Linked DNA regions of Homo sapiens: all the other regions are linked to region 1. The links are chromatin contacts, found by Hi-C or POLR2A ChIA-PET in ENCODE. All regions are on one chromosome and are shown on one strand. Each heading gives the region's core, a stretch centred on a gene start or an enhancer-like site at or near the end of the contact. The rest is flanking DNA. Distances are from core to core; before and after follow the strand shown. Region 1 holds the start of ZNF568 (zinc finger protein 568). Region 2 holds the start of ZNF573 (zinc finger protein 573). Region 3 holds the start of TBCB (tubulin folding cofactor B). Region 4 holds the start of CAPNS1 (calpain small subunit 1). Region 5 holds the start of LINC00665 (long intergenic non-protein coding RNA 665).

What was found. A loop is a pair of places that touch in the nucleus more often than their neighbours do. ChIA-PET counts read pairs that join two places held with the same protein, here RNA polymerase II (POLR2A). Pooled maps may share reads with other maps.
Region 2: a map of CD8-positive, alpha-beta T cell shows a loop between it and region 1 (19-fold over the local background). The contact joins the promoter of ZNF573 here to the promoter of ZNF568 in region 1. A Hi-C loop is called at or near these places in 2 of 168 maps with a recorded cell type or tissue (CD8-positive, alpha-beta T cell and naive thymus-derived CD4-positive, alpha-beta T cell), 4 of 37 single-sample maps with no recorded cell type and 15 of 50 pooled maps. POLR2A ChIA-PET finds 5 or more read pairs at or near these places in 2 of 52 experiments (H1 and Panc1).
Region 3: a loop to region 1 is called in a pooled map, with 32 times the contacts of the local background. The contact joins the promoter of TBCB here to the promoter of ZNF568 in region 1. A Hi-C loop is called at or near these places in 3 of 168 maps with a recorded cell type or tissue (CD8-positive, alpha-beta T cell, ascending aorta and heart right ventricle), 6 of 37 single-sample maps with no recorded cell type and 14 of 50 pooled maps. POLR2A ChIA-PET finds 5 or more read pairs at or near these places in 1 of 52 experiments (A673).
Region 4: a loop to region 1 is called in a map with no recorded cell type, with 16 times the contacts of the local background. The contact joins the promoter of CAPNS1 here to the promoter of ZNF568 in region 1. A Hi-C loop is called at or near these places in 2 of 37 single-sample maps with no recorded cell type and 6 of 50 pooled maps. POLR2A ChIA-PET finds 5 or more read pairs at or near these places in 1 of 52 experiments (WTC11).
Region 5: a loop to region 1 is called in a pooled map, with 8 times the contacts of the local background. The contact joins the promoter of LINC00665 here to the promoter of ZNF568 in region 1. A Hi-C loop is called at or near these places in 4 of 50 pooled maps.

The regions. Positions count from the first base shown.
Region 1 is chr19:36,915,065-36,917,627 of GRCh38, reverse strand. It overlaps ZNF568 (zinc finger protein 568), which reads right to left and starts at 1,296. Exons shown (of 7, transcript NM_198539.4): 1 at 1,037-1,296; 2 at 1-49. ZNF829 (zinc finger protein 829) reads left to right here and starts at 1,337. Exons shown (of 6, transcript NM_001037232.4): 1 at 1,337-1,617; 2 at 2,377-2,498. The coding sequence starts at 2,461. RefSeq lists enhancers at 1,212-1,591, 1,652-1,701.
Region 2 is chr19:37,778,292-37,780,854 of GRCh38, reverse strand. It overlaps ZNF573 (zinc finger protein 573), which reads left to right and starts at 1,269. Exons shown (of 5, transcript NM_001172690.2): 1 at 1,269-1,311. RefSeq lists enhancers at 455-1,117, 976-1,325, 1,032-1,326, 1,118-1,781.
Region 3 is chr19:36,114,171-36,116,733 of GRCh38, reverse strand. TBCB (tubulin folding cofactor B) reads right to left here and starts at 1,266. Exons shown (of 6, transcript NM_001281.3): 1 at 1,060-1,266; 2 at 550-693. The coding sequence starts at 1,173. It overlaps POLR2I (RNA polymerase II subunit I), which reads left to right and starts at 1,859. Exons shown (of 6, transcript NM_006233.5): 1 at 1,859-1,936; 2 at 2,021-2,075; 3 at 2,322-2,395; 4 at 2,483-2,557. The coding sequence starts at 1,878. RefSeq lists enhancers at 536-625, 2,216-2,345, 2,364-2,563 and a silencer at 936-1,025.
Region 4 is chr19:36,138,796-36,141,358 of GRCh38, reverse strand. CAPNS1 (calpain small subunit 1) reads right to left here and starts at 1,293. Exons shown (of 11, transcript NM_001749.4): 1 at 1,202-1,293; 2 at 139-362. The coding sequence starts at 347. It overlaps LOC105372385 (a long non-coding RNA gene), which reads left to right and starts at 1,377. Exons shown (of 3, transcript XR_935954.3): 1 at 1,377-1,468. RefSeq lists enhancers at 827-886, 977-1,026.
Region 5 is chr19:36,330,437-36,332,999 of GRCh38, reverse strand. LINC00665 (long intergenic non-protein coding RNA 665) reads left to right here and starts at 1,282. Exons shown (of 6, transcript NR_038279.1): 1 at 1,282-1,553; 2 at 2,508-2,563.

The DNA.
Region 1 (2,563 bases), core at 47-2,546:
AAGATAAACGGATGTAAGCCCAGCAATATGCTCTTTACAAGACACAGATCTGAAACATAAAGACACAAGGGGGTTAGAAAATGAAATTCTTAAGAAATACAATAAAACTTGAAAAGCAATATTATCAGACAAAAGAGAACCCGGACTAAAAGGCATTCACCAGGATAAAGAGGTATGTTTCTTAAGGTGGTAGACTGGAATTTTAGTCCAATTCCTCACACCCTCTAATAGATTATTATTCATACTCTTTGCGAGGTAACTTTGCTCTCCAACTGTGGGCATAATTGATTTTAGGCTTAGCCATGTGACTTGCTCTGGTTGAGGCAATCTCTCTTGCGCTCTGGTGACCCATCAGGAGCAGAGCATGCCCTGGCAACAAATGTCCTTTTGGCCTGAGACCCTGAAAGAACACATGCGGCGCAGATCTTAACTCGTCACGCAGCCTATCCACTCAGCCAAGCCCCACCTAGATCAGCTGAACACAGTCAATGCGCAAGCCTGTGAACAGGAGAGTAAGGACTTGCTGTTGTATGGCATTGAGTTCAGGGGTGGTTTTTAGACATAATTATTATCATGGCAATAGCTAACTAACATACATAAAAGCAGCAAGTCATAAGATAATAATGAACCTGAAAAGTTCGCCAAGGAATAGTGGAAAATTACAAAGGGCCAAGGGCTACTAGGGTAAAAAAGACAGCAAAGAAGACTACAGAGGAGTGGCCAACAAGGAGGGAGGATCAGTAGAAAACAAATAAGTGTTTTTCAAGCCGTTACCAACTGTGCCAAATGCTACAGAAAAGCCAGCTCAAGACAAGAACTACTAGACATATTACAATCACGCACACTTCGCCACGTTCACACTCGCTACAGCCTTAATCATAATCACACACATATCACACATTTCATCATAATCCCGCGCAACCAAATATCACAATCACCCCATCAGATTATTCGTGCCGTCACACTCACACACACAACCACACACCCACACTAACTCCCATCACAGTTTTTTGTCCCATCAACTGCAACCACTCACCATTAGCGTACCCTGAGCACTCCCCACTGCCGCTACTCGGGACACTCTGGGCCTTAGAGGATCCGTGTCCCGTCAACCGCGAGTCCCTTGCTCGCCCCCTGCTGCGGGGACTCGGCAGCGTCACCTGCCGGAAACACCCGAATGTTCATCCCGCGCGCAGTTTCTGAGATGCTGGGTGAAGGCGACCCGCAGATAGGTCTGTGACAGACGCCTAAAGCGCCGAACCATCCCTCCGCGCCAGCGACGTTTCCGAGGACAACACCTCCCAGCAGGCCCCGCGGCCCCACTCAACTTCCGGCCAGAACACATCTGCTTTCCTGTGTGAGGGTGAGGCTTGGGCCGGGTTCCCCGGGAGGCTCATCTCCATTGCGCAGCGCTACGGCGACCCGCAACTCCGAGGCTCGGCTGGATGTTGAGAGTTGAGGGAGCAGCCGTTTCGGGTGGGCCCAGGCGAGGAGCTGACAGGAATCGGCGTGGGTCCCGCTCTGGACTACATTTCCCAGAGGGCCTGGTGGCCTGCCACTTTTCTCGCAGGAATTCGAACGTTTCGTCACTCCTGGCGGGACCCTTAGATCTGGGAGGTGAGATATTTTGGTCCCCAGGAGAACTGGCTCAGGTCTGCAAGTTCCCATCCGGGATGACTGGAAAGGGCTTAGGTGAGGATACCGAAGACCGATGGGGAGCTGGCGCCTTGGGCCCCTGCGGGCGGAGCGGCCTGAAAGGTGGAGGTTGTGTTTGGGAGGCCGAGGCAGGAGGATCACGAGGTCAAGAGATCGAGACCATCCTGGCCAACATGGTGAAACCCCATCTCTACTAAAAATACAAAAATTAGCTAGGCATGGTGGCGCGCGCCTGTAATCCCAGCTACTCGCAGGCTGAGGCAGGAGAATCACTTGAACCCGGGAGGCGGAGGTTGCAGTGAGCCGAGATCGCACCACTGCACTCCAGCCTGGCGACAGGGCAAGACTCTGTCCCCACCCCACCCCACCCCCCCAAAAAAAGAGGGGAGGTTGTGAAATTGTCTGGGAGATAATAACACTGCGGCTTATGTGCGGATATGGGATACCTGTCACTGTGGGGGTTGTGGCTGTGTGTTCCCGTGGTGATGTGTGATTGTGACTCTGCGACAGTGTGGGGTGCCTACGATTGTGCAGCTGTAATTGTGTGTTTCCTATGGTGTGTATGTGATTGTAACTGTGTTGCCGTGTGTGGCTCCTTGTGGGCAGGTGAGACGTGCATGTCGCCTTAAGTGTGACTGTCCCTAAATGTATGTGGCATTCTGTGTATGAGTATGGGGTCCTGTCAACTATGCGATTGTGACTCCAGAACTCTGTCTCTAGGAAACCTCTCTGAGGTCTGGTCAGATTCCAACCCTGGACAGCAGTGAACACAACCTTTCCCCTGAGCCACTGGAATTGGACAGAATGCCCCATTCTCCTCTGATCTCCATTCCTCATGTGTGGTGGGTAATGGGGCTGGGGAAGAACTCTTACTTGACTAATCTGGGTACCAAGAAAAACCTGGTGT
Region 2 (2,563 bases), core at 20-2,519, 860 kb before region 1:
TTTTAAGAAGAGGAAAATCGGCCGGGCACAGTGGCTCGCGCCTGTAAATGCAGCATTTTGTGAGGCCAAGGTGGGTGGATCACCTGAGGTCAGGAGTTCGAGACCAGCCAGATCAACATGGTGAAACCCTGTCACTGCTAAAAATACAAAAATTAGCCGACGTGGTGGCGCATGCCTATAATCCCAGCTACTTGGGAGGCTGAGACACAAGAATCGCTTGAACAGGGGAGGCAGAGGTTGCAGTGAGCTGAGACTGTGCCACTGCACTCCAGCCTGGGTGACAAGAGCGAAACTCCGTTTCAAAAAATAATAATAAGTAAATAGATTTTTAAAAAATAAATAAAAAATAAAAATAAAACAAGGAAAATTCTGTCATCTGTGACAACATGGATAAACCAGGAGGACATTATGCTAAGTGAGAGAAGCCAGTAACAGAAAGATAAATACCAAATACCACATAAGTGGTATTTGTGGAATCTAAAAAAGTCTAACTCTTAAGAGGCAAAGAATGGTGTTTACCAGAGACTGAAAAATGGGGAAAAGGGAGATGTTAATTAAAACAGTACAAAATTTCAGTTAGTCAGGAGAAATAAACTTTGTTAATCGATTGCATAGAATAGCAACTACATAAATAATGTGTTGCATGTTTCAAAATTGCTAAAAGTAGATTTTAAATGTTTTCACCACAAAAAAGTGAGGTGATGGATTTAATTAGCTTGATTTAATCATTTCGCATTGTAAACATAGATCAAAACAGCATATTGTACCCTATCAGTATATAAAACATACAATTATTATTTGTCCATTTTTAAAAAGTTACTTTTCTCATACCTTATAACAAGACTGGACTTCCTCAGGGGACACAGAGCAGAGTCCCCGCCCTCGGGAGCTCATAACCGATCCCCCACGCTCGCCCTCGCGGCCACACTTTGAAAGCCCTCCCCTACCGGCTCTACACTCAAACAGCCCGAGGCTTCGGGCAGCCTCGAGTTCGGATTCCACTTCTCAGCCTTCTGGGGTCACTGAAACCCTCAGAACTCCGAGGACAAGTCGGACACGCCTTCGCCTCAGCCATCTTCGCCAGCGCAATAAGTCTCTGTGTCTTCACACTCCTGGTAGAGGGAAAACTAAAACCTCCGGGAGCCAGCGTCCGGCGGTGCCTGCAATCTAACCGGGATTTGGGGTTCCGAGCCACTTTTCCCACAAGCCACCGCGGTCATGGAGCTTTAGGCTTAAACTACATTTCCCAGAGGGCAACGGGAACACCCAATCTATGGCTTCCCTTCCGTTTTCGCGTGGTTCTTTTGCAAGGTGGGTTGAACTCATTTCAGTATATAACAGGCACAGAGTACTCGCAGGGAGGGCTCTGGGCAATCAAGTTACGTTGGAGCCCAACCTAAACCAGCCGGGGTGGTGGAGGAAGCCCTTTAACCGTGGAAGCCTCTAGTGTGGACGGCCAGTTGTTATCGGAATCTCAGGCCCGTGGGTGCATGAACAGCAGAGGAGGGTATTTGAGTGCGCACGTGAGAGAATGTTGTATATGTCAGATGGGGAATGTTTGAGAGTGTGTGACAGAGAAACTGCGTGTGAGAGGCTGGGATGTGCCTCCTTGACGGTGGGTGCGGTTGTGAGGCTGTGACAGGTGAGTGAGTGGCTGTGCTTGCGTGACGGGGATATGAGGTGCTTGTCCTTTTCATGTACGTTGATTGCGGTGGCACTGCGGTGTCACTTTGAGTCTTGGCTGTAGGTTCCCGGCTGCTGCTTCTCTCCTCCCTCCTCACAGCTGCTTGCGGCTGACACACACAAAAAATGTCTGCAAGAGGGAAGTTGGATACTGAACTCTACATCAAGTTTTCCAGCAAGAAGGCATTGACTTGCTGTGAGATTGGAAACGCCTGGGAGGTTATTTCTTTGTGAGCTCTGAGAGCGAGCTACCTGTCTCAGAACCTCGTCTTTCCCAGAGCTCTGACCCCAGGAACCTGCTGTGAACTCATACCCAGATTCCAGCCTCTCTCCTACCTCCATGTGTTAAAGTGTGTGAACAGGGAAGGCGTGGAGGGTATTGTGTAAGGAGGCATTCCGTGCTTCAAGGAAAGGCCTGATAACTCATGATTTTTTTCTCCCTCCCTGGTCCTGCTATTCCTCAAAAGGACTCTAATGAGGAGGAAAAAAATTCTTTCACATCTAAAACTCAATGTTTAGGCTAGTTGGCTTTTTTCTTTCCTAAGGTTACTGGTTTTAGAGTATGTTTTACTTCATCTGAAATGTGTCTGAATGTCCTAATACCAATCTGCTTTCTTTCCAGTAGATGTTGGGAGCCATTGAGCTGAATCTCATTAACGTTCTCATATTTGGCCGGGTGTGGTGGCTCACGCCTGTAATCGCACCATTTTAGGAGGCCAAGGCGGACGGATCACTTGAGGTCAGGAGTTCGAGACCAGCCTGGCCAACATGACGAAACCCCATCACTACTAAAAATACAAAAATTAGTCTGGCGTGATGGTGCATGCTTGTAATCCCACCATCTTGGCCAGGCTGGTCTCGAACTCCTGACCTCATGATC
Region 3 (2,563 bases), core at 17-2,516, 800 kb after region 1:
TCACTTGAACCCAGGAGGTGAAGGCTGCAGTGAGCCCGATAGTGCCACTGCACTCCATTCCAGGTTGGGTGACAGAGTGAGACTCTGTCTCAAAAAAAGACAGAAAGGATGTACTGAGTGGATGCACAAAGAGATCCTGTGTTCTGGTTTCTCCCAAGCTGTCCAGCCTGGTCGCTCACTGTGACCTACCTCACATTCTAGGCCTCTGTACACCCTGCTCCCTCCTTTCCACCTCTTTCTCTTAAGTCACCCTTTCCTCATCCCTCAGCTCAGACATCCCTTCCTCCAGGAAGCCCTCTCTGATTCTCCCAGGTGGAGTCAGGCACCTCTTCTTGGTGGCTCCAGTCCCCTGGGATTTCCTGATCCCAGCCCAGACCACTCTAGGCTGTCCCTGTCTAATGATGGGTCTGTCTCTCGTCAGGCTGCACTGGAGGCTCCACGAAGGCAGGACCTATCTCGGGTATGACTGAGGGCAAAGCCCAGCAAGTGTCTGTTGAATAACCAAATGAAAGGTGGGGTGGGGGAGTGTCCCAGATAGAGAGTCCTCACGTGGATGCGGCAGCCGTCATCTACAGGGTAGGAGCCCAGGAGCGCATCCTCTTGATCCAGCTTGCTGTAGAACTTGTCGTCAACTCCATACAGCTCCAGTTCCATGCAGGAAGCAGGGCTGCCCACCAGCAACTCCAGTTTACACTGTGAGGAGGAGGCAGGGTGAGAAGAAGGAGGCCACGGAGGCCCCGCCCCTTGCATCAATGACCATCGCCACGTCCCTTTTCCTCCAAAAGACCCCCCAGTCAGGACGCACGGGGCCGCAATCCAGCCCCTCGCCTCTTGCCCCCGCCCTCTGGACCGTCGGATTTTTCGCTGGACCCGGCCCTCATCTCTGCACTCTCGAGTTCTCTCCGGACCCGCCCCGCCGCGACCGGGTCCCCAGCCTCCGCAGCCTGGGATCACCTCCGGGCCCGCCCAGTCACTCCCCGGCCCCTCCCAGCCTCCCCCTTCCGGGAACCCCCCAATTTCTTCGCCCCGCCCCTCCGGACCCCGCCCCCATGGCCACACCTTGAACTCAGCGATGGTGAGGCTGCGGCTGTATCGCTTCTCGGAGCGGAAGGTGTTGAGGGAGCTGCTGATGAAAACGGTCACCGTGGGTGCCGACACCCCCGTCACCTCCATCTTGCCGCGCCCTGCGGATGCCTGCAGCGCGGTCCAGCCGCCTCACACCCGCTCCGCAGCCGCCGCCGCCGCTGCTGCTGCTGGGCTATCAGCCCCGCCTCCTGCTCCGTGCCTGACCAATCCGCGCTCTCCTGCCAGGAGCGTCCGCCAATCGCCGCCGTCCCTTCCCCACCGCCAGGAAGAGGGCTCTCCTTACTCTTGGGCCAGCCCAGCCAATCCAGAGGGGCCTTCCATAGTTCACGGTTCTTCCAATAGCGGCCCGGGAAAGGACCAGAACAGGCGGCGAAGACTGAAGCCCGGAGGTAGGAGTGGCAAGAGCTCGCCCAGTCCGCGAAGGGTAAACTCGCGCATGCGCACTGGCCTTCAACCAAGCCAAGCGCCTTGGCTTCTGTCCTGGATGCTCAGTGTTTTGCGGTTTACGATGCGCATCGTTTTCCCGGCTCTGGCACCAGATCCATACTATTCTGTAAACTGAGGCGGCGATGCCCAAAAATTGGAAGCAATTACTCTAAGATATCAAAAGATTGAAGCAAGCCATGAAACCTCTGCGCGGAGAGAGCCGAGCCCGAGGCGGCGGGGAGCCAGCACGTGTGCGCAGCTCCGCCCTCTTTTGGCGAAGCACCTAGGCCTGGCCCCTCCCGCGACCTGTAGCGCGGCGGAGCAAGCGCGGAAGGCTGGGAGGGCTGCGCGGGCTGCGCGTCGCCATGGAGCCCGACGGGACTTACGAGCCGGGCTTCGTGGGTATTCGCTTCTGCCAGGAATGGTGAGGCGGAGGGAGCGGGTGATGTTAGAAGGCGGGCGAGGAATGGCTCCAGAACTAACCCCTGGCACCTCCCCCTCCCCACAGTAACAACATGCTGTACCCCAAGGAAGACAAGGAGAACCGCATTCTGCTCTACGCGGTGAGCGCCGGGGTCTTCCCCGGCAGGTCCACCTGTTCCCAGCGTGGCCCCGCCCTGCCCCCTGCCTCTGTGATCGGACTCCCTGTTCGCCCTCCGCTGCACCTCAAGTGATCCTGACTCTCATGTCCTGCCCATCCCCAAAGAGAGTCCTGTCGTCATATCCTCCGGGATCACCCTGCCCTCTCCTCCCAATCTTGTCTGGAATCCTTCCGTGACCCCCTTTCCCCCACACTCGCCCTCTCGTAGTGCCGGAACTGTGATTACCAGCAGGAGGCCGACAACAGCTGCATCTATGTCAACAAGATCACGCACGAAGTGGAGTGAGTGGCGGGCCCTGAGCTGGGGGCGGGGGTGTTGGCTCTGGAGGCTGGGTCTGAGCGTAATTTTGCACCCCCGCGTCCCTGCAGCGAACTGACCCAGATTATCGCCGACGTGTCCCAGGACCCCACGTTGCCGCGGACCGAGGACCACCCGTGCCAAAAGTGAGC
Region 4 (2,563 bases), core at 44-2,543, 780 kb after region 1:
TCCCCGGCCTAATTCATGTACCCAGGTTAGCCTCCAGGTTAATCCTATTCTATTTTTAGACCACGCCCCTCCCAGACCACGCCTCACTGAGGCTCCTCCCATTCCCAGGCCCCGCCCCTCTGATAGTCTCCGCCTTACCTGATGGCGCTGATGACTCCGCCTAGGATGCGCATGGCCGTTCCACCGCCACCGCCGCCTCCACCACCGCCGCCGCCGCCGCCGCCGCCGCCGCCGCCCCCGGCCCCGCTGATCAGGCCTCCAAGCACATTTCCCAGGCCCCCACCCAGGCCCCCGCCTCCCCCGCCGCCGCCGCCGCCGCCCTTCAAGAACGAGTTAACCAGGAACATGGCTGCGACTCACTGCTGGGGGGAAAAAAGGGGACCAGTGGGTGCTTCGCCCCTGAGCCCACACCCTCCCTTCAAACACGCATTTCCGGCAGCTGGACCTGGGAGGAATCTGAAGCCTCCGGGTGGGGGTCTGAGTTTGCGAGGGCGGGTTGTCCGCGGATGGGTGGGGCAGGTATGGGGGATCAGGTTTGCAACCTCCTCAGGTCTAAAAGGCACCCGTGGGGCTTGAGGGAGCCTGGACTGGGTGCACGCGTGAAGGGGAGGGTGCAGATCTGGTGGGGGTTCTCTTGGTGGGGACCCCAAGTTGGCGTAAGGCGTTCCCGACATGTCTGGGCGCTAGAATGTGAGATCCAGAGCCCAGCCTGAATGTAGAGGTCCTTGGCAGGTCATGGGCGCGGAGCAAACATCCACGGCCTAAAGGGCCCCAGGGCGGGGTTTAGGAAATCCCAAATGTGGGCTTGAGAATTTAGGTATTCCCAGCGGCAGGATTCCAGTGTCACCTCTGGCTCTGTGGGCTCGGGTCTAAGATCGTGGCTGTGAGCTCTGGGTTCCCGGACAATGGGGTTCCCCGCTGGAACTGGGGGCACAGATCTACGATCGCGGTTCAGGACACCCCAAGGAAGAATTCACAGGGTATCTCTGAAACCTATGGGCCTGTATTTTGGATCATGAGACAGAGGGTGGAGAAGGGTCCCCGGGACGGCATAAAAGGAGATCGAACAGGTCTGAGGGTTCGAATCTGAGACCATGGATCTGGGGGGCTCCTGAGGCCGAGACTTCACGGTTTCGCCGGGTCTGGGGGCCGCCAAAGTCGGAGTTGCGGGGTGCGGAGGGGGTACGGGCCGGGCGCTTACCGCCGCACACGTCCGGAGTTCTGGGAGTCGGTTCCACTGCCGCTCCCGGGCCTCCCGCAGCGTCCGGCTCCGGAGGGCGGGGCCGGTGACTCAGGCCGCAACTCTCGGGTCGGACACTGCACCGCGGCCCTGCTGTCGCCCGCGCGGTCCTAGAGCCGAAGCGGACATTGCGCATGCGCACCCCACACCGCCCGGCTAGCTGGATCCAGGTCTGGGCCCCGCCCTACGCGTTTCCAGCGCCGGAGGTCTTAATCCCGCCCTGACTCGGTAGGCGGGGGTCTTCCCGACACCCCTCAGGTCTGGGTGGAGGCACCCGCGGACGAGAACTCGGAGGGGACCCACCCCCCGAGTGTCGTAGTGTGAATTTTCACCCTAGGGCATGCCAATATCCTTCCAGGGTGGCGGTTTTCGGTCCGCTCACTAAGGGACTCCGCACGGGCCCTCTGCAGGTGTTGTCGCGACAAACACCTCCTGGAGGCCTGGAGTATGGTTTGACTCACACGCTGGGGGACAGTCGCCCGTGTCTGTGGCGAGGATTGAGGCTGGATTGCCTTTCCCAGTGCCTGCAGCAGCCCGGATGGCAGTCAAACCGCAGGCAGCGCCTGCGCCGCCTCCCAGGCGAACCTTACCACGCCCCCGCCCCAGTCAGGGGCCACCAGAATCATTCCTTCCTGGACTGGCCCAAAGAGTGTCCTCAGTATGCTAGCCTCTAAAGAAGGCCCCAGACACAGGAAGATTCCTTTGGCCACGGCCTGGTTTCTTTATTTACTTAAAAAATATTATTGTTTTTACATAATAGAGACGGAGGTCTCGCTATGTTGCCCAGGCTGCTCTTGAACTCCGGGCCTCAAGCCGTCCTCCTGCCTCAGCCTCCCAAAGTACTGTGAGGTACTGGGATTACAGGTATGGGCTACCGGCCTTTTTTTGATTTAATTTAATTTTTTACAATAATATTTTTACATAGCCTGGTTTCTTTTCTTTTCTTTTCTTTTTTTTTTTTTTTGTTTTGAGACAGCGTCTTGCTCTGTTGCCCAGGCTGGGGTGCAGTGGCGCCATCTCAGCTCACTGCAGTCTCTGCCTCCCAGGTTCAAGCGATTCTCCTGCCTCAGCCTCCCGAGTAGCTGGGATTACAGGCATGCACCACCACACCCAGCTAATTTTTGTATTTTTAGTAGAGACGGGGTTTCACCATGTTGGCCAGGCTGGTCTCAAACTCCTGATCTTAGGTGATCCACCTGCCTCGGCCTGCCAAAGTGCTAGGATTACAGGCATGAGCCACGGGAGTCCAGTACTTTTTCAGGACTCATCGGGGGGAGCTAAATCTGGCCCCCAGGCAGGCTGGCTGGCTCTTATCCCCTACCC
Region 5 (2,563 bases), core at 33-2,532, 580 kb after region 1:
GTGCTCACAGAGACATGTGCTGTGTTGACTCAAGGTTCAATGGATTTAGGGCTATGCTTTGTTAAAAAAGTGCTTGAAGATAATATGCTTGTTAAAAGTCATCACCATTCTCTAATCTCAAGTACCCAGGGACACAATACACTGCGGAAGGCCGCAGGGACCTCTGTCTAGGAAAGCCAGGTATTGTCCAAGATTTCTCCCCATGTGATAGCCTGAGATATGGCCTCATGGGAAGGGTAAGACCTGACTGTCCCCCAGCCCGACATCCCCCAGCCCGACACCCGAAAAGGGTCTGTGCTGAGGAGGATTAGTAAAAGAGGAAGGCCTCTTTGCAGTTGAGGTAAGAGGAAGGCATCTGTCTCCTGCTCGTCCCTGGGCAATAGAATGTCTTGGTGTAAAACCCGATTGTATGTTCTACTTACTGAGATAGGAGAAAACATCCTTAGGGCTGGAGGTGAGACACGCTGGCGGCAATACTGCTCTTTAATGCACCGAGATGTTTGTATAAGTGCACATCAAGGCACAGCACCTTTCCTTAAACTTATTTATGACACAGAGACCTTTGTTCACGTTTTCCTGCTGACCCTCTCCCCACTATTACCCTATTGGCCTGCCACATCCCCCTCTCCGAGATGGTAGAGATAATGATCAATAAATACTGAGGGAACTCAGAGACCAGTGTCCCTGTAGGTCCTCCGTGTGCTGAGCGCCGGTCCCTTGGGCTCACTTTTCTTTCTCTATACTTTGTCTCTGTGTCTCTTTCTTTTCTCAGTCTCTCGTTCCACCTGACGAGAAATACCCACAGGTGTGGAGGGGCAGGCCACCCCTTCAATAATTTACTAGCCTGTTCGCTGACAACAAGACTGGTGGTGCAGAAGGTTGGGTCTTGGTGTTCACCGGGTGGCAGGCATGGGCCAGGTGGGAGGGTCTCCAGCGCCTGGTGCAAATCTCCAAGAAAGTGCAGGAAACAGCACCAAGGGTGATTGTAAATTTTGATTTGGCGCGGCAGGTAGCCATTCCAGCGCAAAAATGCGCAGGAAAGCTTTTGCTGTGCTTGTAGGCAGGTAGGCCCCAAGCACTTCTTATTGGCTAATGTGGAGGGAACCTGCACATCCATTGGCTGAAATCTCCGTCTATTTGAGGCTGACTGAGCGCGTTCCTTTCTTCTGTGTTGCCTGGAAACGGACTGTCTGCCTAGTAACATCTGATCACGTTTCCCATTGGCCGCCGTTTCCGGAAGCCCGCCCTCCCATTTCCGGAAGCCTGGCGCAAGGTTGGTCTGCAGGTGGCCTCCAGGTGCAAAGTGGGAAGTGTGAGTCCTCAGTCTTGGGCTATTCGGCCACGTGCCTGCCGGACATGGGACGCTGGAGGGTCAGCAGCGTGGAGTCCTGGCCTTTTGCGTCCACGGGTGGGAAATTGGCCATTGCCACGGCGGGAACTGGGACTCAGGCTGCCCCCCGGCCGTTTCTCATCCGTCCACCGGACTCGTGGGCGCTCGCACTGGCGCTGATGTAGTTTCCTGACCTCTGACCCGTATTGTCTCCAGATTAAAGGTAAAAACGGGGCTTTTTCAGCCCACTCGGGTAAAACGCCTTTTGATTTCTAGGCAGGTGTTTTGTTGCACGCCTGGGAGGGAGTGACCCGCAGGTTGAGGTTTATTAAAATACATTCCTGGTTTATGTTATGTTTATAATAAAGCACCCCAACCTTTACAAAATCTCACTTTTTGCCAGTTGTATTATTTAGTGGACTGTCTCTGATAAGGACAGCCAGTTAAAATGGAATTTTGTTGTTGCTAATTAAACCAATTTTTAGTTTTGGTGTTTGTCCTAATAGCAACAACTTCTCAGGCTTTATAAAACCATATTTCTTGGGGGAAATTTCTGTGTAAGGCACAGCGAGTTAGTTTGGAATTGTTTTAAAGGAAGTAAGTTCCTGGTTTTGATATCTTAGTAGTGTAATGCCCAACCTGGTTTTTACTAACCCTGTTTTTAGACTCTCCCTTTCCTTAAATCACCTAGCCTTGTTTCCACCTGAATTGACTCTCCCTTAGCTAAGAGCGCCAGATGGACTCCATCTTGGCTCTTTCACTGGCAGCCCCTTCCTCAAGGACTTAACTTGTGCAAGCTGACTCCCAGCACATCCAAGAATGCAATTAACTGTTAAGATACTGTGGCAAGCTATATCCGCAGTTCCGAGGAATTCATCCGATTGATTATGCCCAAAAGCCCCGCGTCTATCACCTTGTAATAATCTTAAAGCCCCTGCACCTGGAACTATTAACTTTCCTGTAACCATTTATCCTTTTAACTTTTTTGCTTACTTTATTTCTGTAAAATTGTTTTAACTAGACCTCCCCTCCCCTTTCTAAACCAAAGTATAAAAGAAGATCTAGCCCCTTCTTCAGAGCGGAGAGAATTTTGAGCATTAGCCATCTCTTGGCGGCCAGCTAAATAAATGGACTTTTAATTTGTCTCAAAGTGTGGCGTTTTCTCTAACTCGCTCAGGTACGACATTTGGAGGCCCCAGCGAGAAACGTCACCGGGAGAAACGTCACCGGGCG